Regions from separate parts of the Homo sapiens genome. Here region 2 is linked to region 1. The links are chromatin contacts, found by Hi-C or POLR2A ChIA-PET in ENCODE. All regions are on one chromosome and are shown on one strand. The core of a region is the stretch at or near the end of the contact, and the rest is flanking DNA. Distances in the headings are between cores, read along the strand shown.

What was found. Hi-C counts contacts between places; a loop is a spot of excess contacts on that map. ChIA-PET counts read pairs that join two places held with the same protein, here RNA polymerase II (POLR2A).
Region 2: a loop to region 1 is called in a map of IMR-90, with 2.0 times the contacts of the local background. The contact joins two enhancer-like sites. A Hi-C loop is called at or near these places in 3 of 168 maps with a recorded cell type or tissue (Calu3, IMR-90 and ovary). POLR2A ChIA-PET finds 5 or more read pairs at or near these places in 11 of 52 experiments (BJ, CD8-positive, alpha-beta T cell, GM12878 and 8 more).

What each region holds. Positions count from the first base shown.
Region 1 is chr3:195,351,807-195,354,668 of GRCh38, forward strand. All of the region lies in intron 4 of ACAP2 (ArfGAP with coiled-coil, ankyrin repeat and PH domains 2), which reads right to left. Among named protein-coding and RNA genes, the nearest start is that of XXYLT1, 82 kb to the left of the region's middle. Within about 2 kb of position 1,430, at least 3 of the 41 ENCODE cell types and tissues checked have a DNase peak (open chromatin) inside an H3K27ac peak, as active enhancers do.
Region 2 is chr3:195,392,432-195,395,578 of GRCh38, forward strand. The region is part of intron 1 of ACAP2 (ArfGAP with coiled-coil, ankyrin repeat and PH domains 2); the gene reads right to left. Among named protein-coding and RNA genes, the nearest start is that of ACAP2, 49 kb to the right of the region's middle. RefSeq lists an enhancer at 2,323-2,412. Within about 2 kb of position 1,785, at least 2 of the 41 ENCODE cell types and tissues checked have a DNase peak (open chromatin) inside an H3K27ac peak, as active enhancers do.

The sequences.
Region 1 (2,862 bases), core at 180-2,679:
AAGATCCATAGATGGCAAAGAAACAAAATGCTCAACATCATTACTTATTAATAAGGAAATGCAAATTAAAACCATAAACAATTTTAGAAAGTGACTATGCCAAGTGTTGCTGAGCATGTGGAACCCCTGCACTCTTGTACACTGCTGATGTAAAATAGCACAATCCACTTTGCAAAACAACATTTGTGTAGGTTTTAATTTCTTTACAGATATTAACACTTTAAAGAAATGTAAAACAGTCATGTGCCGCATAATGACATTTTGGTCAAAGACAGGCCGCACATATAACGGTGGTCCCATAAAATTATAGTACTGTATCTGTACTGTACTTTTTCTATGTTTAAATACACAAATATCTACCATTATGTTACAAATGCCTAACGTATTCATTACAGAAACATGCTGTATAGGTTTGCAGCGTAAAAGCAATAGACTACACCACGTAGCCTAGGTGTGTAGGAGGCTACACTGCCTAGGTTTGTGATAAGTACATTCTATGATACTCACACAATGAAGAAATCACCTAACAACACATTTCTCAGAATGTTTCACTGTTGTTAAATGATGCGTGACTGTATTAAAAATTAATATAAACAATAAATAAAAGAAATTAAATATTTCCTTATTTTCTCTTAGCAATGGCTTACAGTCTTCACTTTAAAAATAGTAAACATTTAAGCATAACACTATCTTACAAACTAGCCGTTTTACACCTGGCTATTCACATAAAGAAATAAAACTATATGCCTACACAGATTTTTACATGTATTTTAATAAGCATTTTTATTTGTAATAGCCAAAACCTAAAAACAACCCCAAAGTCCATTGCGGTAGCTTTAAAATATGACAACAAATTCTTTAACACTGCTTTCTTCAAAAGCAGCCCCAATTCTTTGCTCTTTGAGTGTGGGCTAGATGGAGTGACTTACTTCTAGCAAACAGTATCATGAAGAAAGTAACAATGTGTGACTGCTGAGACCAGGTTATAAAAGGCATTGAAGCTTCCAGCCAGATGCAGTGTCTCAGCACTTTGGGAGGCTGAGGCGGGCAGATCACTTGAGGTCAGGAGTTCCAGACCAGCCTGGCCAACATGGTGAAACCCCAACTCTACTAAAAATACCAAAATTAGCTGGGTGTGGTGGCGCACATCTGTAATCCTAGCTACTCAGGAGGCTGAGGCACAAGAATCGCTTCAACCTGGGAGGCGGAAGTTGCAATGAGCCAAGGTCATGCCATTCACTCCAGCCTGGATGACAGAGTGAGACTCTGTCTTTAAAAAAAAAAAAAAAAAAGGCATTGGAGCTTCCTGTTTGCCCATGCTGCTCTTGGATCACTTGTTTTAGCAGTAACCAGATTTCATGTCATAAGGACACTCAAGCATCCCTGCAAAGAGGATCCTTGGTCAGAGGACCAGAGACTGAGGCAATCTCATGAAATTCCTGAGTCAGAGTCACCCAACTAAGCCACTCCCAAATTCCTGGCCCAGAAACTGTAAGATAATACATGCATGTTGTTTCATGCCACTAAGTTTTCAAATAATCTGTTATACAGCAGTAGATAGCTAATATAACCATCCACAGGTAGATGGATTTTAAAACTTGTGATAAATCCATACAATGCAATCGTATTGAGCAATAAAAAGGGAATGAAGGACTGAAACATGCAATATAATTGGACCTCAAAATAACACTGAAGAAACTAGACTACAAAAGTCCATTTACATACAATTCTAGAAAATGCAAACAAACCAATAATGATAGCAGATTCACGACAGACTAGGAATGAGGGAAGAAGGGAGAGAAACAGAAATTACAAAGTGGCAAAGAAAAACTTTTAAAGCATGATTGTTATATTCACTAAATTATTTGTAGCGATTTCATGGAGATGTGTGGATCTCAAAAGTTATCAAATTGTATGCTGTAACTATGCAGTTTATGTCAATTATTCCTTAATAAAGTTGTTAAAAAAACATCATTATATTCCAAAGAGAAAAGCAGAACATTTTTCTCTTTTCTGCTTTTCAACTTTTTTTTAACTTTTAGGTTCAGGGGTGCATGTGCAGGATGTGGAGGTTTGTTACATAGGTAAACGGGTGTCACAGGGATTTGTTATACAGATTATTTCATCACCCAGGTATTACACCTACTATCCATTAGTTATTTTTTCTGATCCTCTCCCTCCTCCTACCCTCCCACTCCAATAAGCCACAGTATGTGTGGTTCCCCTGTATGTGTCCATGTGTTCTCATCATTTAGCTCCCCCACTTATAAATGAGAACATGTGGTATTTGGTTTTCTGTTCCTGTGTTAGTCTGCTAAGGATAATGGCCTCCAGCTCCATCCATGTTCCTGCAAAGGACATGATCTCATTCTTTTTTATGGCTGCATAGTATTCCATAGTGTATATGTACGTATGCATTTTCTTTATCCAGTCTACCACTGATGGGCATTTAGGTTGATTCCACGTCTTTGCTGTTGTGAATAGTGCTGCAATGAACATACACATACATATGTCTTTATAATAGAACTATATTCCTATGGTTATATACCCAGCAATGGTATCTCACCCAGCTGATGTGAGATGGTATATCTCATTGTGGTTTTGATTTGCACTTCTCCAATGATCAGTGATGTTGAGCTTTTTTTATATGAGTGTTAGCCACATGTATGTCTTCTTTTGAGAAATGTCTGTTCATGTCCTTTGCCTGCTTTTTAATGGGGTTGTGTTTTTCTTTATAATTTAAGTTCCTTATAAATTCTGGATATAAGAGCATTATCAGATGAATAGTTTGCAAATATTTTCTCCCGTTCTATAGGTTGTCTGTTTACTCTGCTGACAGTTTCTTTGATTGTGCAGAAACTC
Region 2 (3,147 bases), core at 535-3,034, 41 kb after region 1:
TTTTTAAATAAGTGAGAAATTTTAAAAGTTGAGGTGTACAAAGAATTGGATTTCTTGATAACAAAACACATGCAACCAAACTGCAAGGCGTTGTTGGCAACCAAGAAGAGCTTTTACTTTCAGAAATAGCTCAGAACAATACCACCCTTGTTTTGTTTCCAAAGTATTTTTTAATCAGTACCTAAGACTAATTTTCATCTCTCTTCTTCTCCTAGCAATATAATTTTAATACAGAAAAATTAGCAAAGGTTAGATTATGTAAAATGCAGAACTAAATAAGCCAAATATTGTCTTATTGACAAAAGAGAATACAATTATAATAACAGTTAGCACTTCATACCACACTACAAGGCAACATTTCAAAATTGGAAATTTGTCTGAAACAAAATAGCAGCAACTAAGTTTTGGGGATGAAAACATTTTACACTCAAGAGTATGTATAACAAAATGTAATTCATCTACTTTAAGTCATTTATGCCATTTTCATATATCTACTTGATAAACTAGCAATTCTCAAGTAGGTATTTTAAGATTTAACTAAATTTTTAAGTTGGATAGTAATGGGGGATTTACACTGAGTAAGATATTCTCAGGAGACAGAGCTAGGATGAAAACTATTTCCAGAACAAGCATGGTGGCTCACACCTGTAATCCCAGCACTTTGGGAGGCTGAGGGGAAGGACTGCTTGGACCCAAGAGTTCGAGAGCAGCCTAGGAAACACAGGAAGACCCTGTCTCTACAAAAAATAAAAAGATGAGCCAGGCGTGGTGGCTCACGCCTGTAGTCCCAGCTACTCAGGAGGCTGAGGTGGAAGGATCACTTGGGCCTAGGAGGTTGACGCTTCAGTGCACTCCAGCCTAGGTGCCACTGTCTCAAAATAAAACAAAAAACTCTATTTCCAGAACTCCCACTTCACCTCTGTGTGACCTCTGAATAATCATCTTATTGACTTGTGATTCTGCTTCTCCACTGGGTAACATTTATTTTTAAGAAGTGTTTAAATCTCTAAAATAAGAAAATAACTTTGAATTATTCAGTAAAGAAATGCCTATGATAAAATGAGATGCTCTAGCATATGACTGGAGAAAATGGAAGGTGCTGCACTCTGTAGCACAGAAACAGAAATACTTCTTCCTGACTAAAAGTTTCTCATTTGCTTCAGCAACGTTTTTCAAACTATGCATTGTCCCCTTAACCTAGAAAACATTTTTCATTCACATCAGTCCTCAGTCCCTTCACCTACTCATCATTTAAACTTAATTTACACACGAGAACAAATGTATGTGTATGAGGATATTCAGTGTAACGCGTTAGAAACCTAGATGTGCAGCAATAGGAAATAATGTAAATAAATTACCATATATCCATACCATTATGTGAGGCAGAAGATTTTAAATGAGGTTGATCTGTATCTACTGATATGGAAATCTGCACAGGATAGAGTATTATATTGGGGGGGGGGGAAGCAAGCTACAAAATTATATGCATAGCATGAGCTCAATTTGGGAGCATATTTATCAGTCTACGAACTACAACTCTGAAGAATGGGGATTTGATAGCAGAAAGTATAAATAAGGATTTGCGCTTTTTACTAAATTCTAGATTGTTTAACTATTTTCAGCAACTATGCATTTCTAAGCAACGTTTAAAGCTAATAAAGGGGAAAAAGAAGTCCAAACACCATCTCCCCAAGACATGGTCCTCCTGGAACCCCTCAACCACTCAAGCTGAATGGCGTACCCTCCCGTGCCCCTCCAGCACCTCACACACATTCTATCACTGTGCACCTCGCTCACTAGTCTCAGTTCCCCATAGCAGTACAGACACGCAAACAAAATGTTTGTTGAGCCAAGGGAGAAACTCACTAAGTACGCTAATTGTCAGATACCCTCTTCATTTACATTTTAACCTTTATTTATCTTTACTCAGTCTTCCATTTCTTTCAAGCAAATTAGTTGAAATGACCAGTTTGAGATTTAATCGTTGGTTTCTACTAAACAAATGGGTTGGGATAAACTTTTTGTAACTTCTCCAATCTTATTTCACTGTGCAATTCTACTAATTCACTTTTGTAAAACAACATGTTTAAAGAAAGGTAAGCAGCAAGGCACAGTGGCTCACGCCTGTAATCCCAGCACTTCGGGAAGCCGAGCTGGGCAGATCACTTGAGGCCAGGAGTTCTAGACCAGCCTGGCCAACAGAGCAAAAGCCAGTCTCTACTAAAAATACAAAAAGTAGCGTCAGGCCAGGAGTTTGAGACCAGCTTGGACAACAAAGCAAGACTCAGTCTCTCAAAAAATTCCAAATAAAAAATGTTAGCTAGGCACATAGTGTGTGGCTGTAATCCCAGCTACTGTGGATTCTGAGGCAGGAGGACTGCTTGAGCCCGGAGGATTGCTTTATTTAACCCAGGAGTTTCAAGTTACAGTGAGCTATGACTGCACCACTGCGCTCCTGCCTGGGCCACAGGGCAAGACTCCATCTCTTTTTTTTTTTTTTTTTTAAAGTAGGGGGTGGTAAAGACTAAATGAGGACTGTTCATATCATCAATCACAGTACATGACACAAAGAACAAAATCAATTCGCAGATGAATAGATGACTTCTATTCATTGAGATAGAACCATTCTGGGACATATGTTTAAAAAACTAATAAGTGAAATAAAAGAATTTACCCAACAATCTTTCAAAATATTAAATGATAGATATTAATTCTCTGCAATCCTCCCCAATTTTTACGAAGCACATAACTTTTATAAAAATGCAAGGCAATAAAGAGGCCAAAATTATAGACCCCTACCCTCCATAGCTTAAAATTTAATTTAAAAAAATCAAGTTATATACACATTAATAATGAAATAAAATATATGACTGAGCAGCAAAATGAGCAAAACAGAGAATAAGTAATAAGGGAGATAGATGTTAAGAGAAAGGGAAGAAAAGAGAAGACAATGAGCACAGTCACAAAGGTCAGCAAACAATTACCCAACAGGCAAGTTTGACCCATAACCTGTTTTTACAAAGTCTATAAGCTAAAAATAGTTCTTACATTTTTAAGTGGCTGAAAAATATTTTTAAAAAATAATATTTTGTGATGCATGAAAATTATATTAAACTCAAATTTCTGTTCCTCTAAAGTTTTACGGAA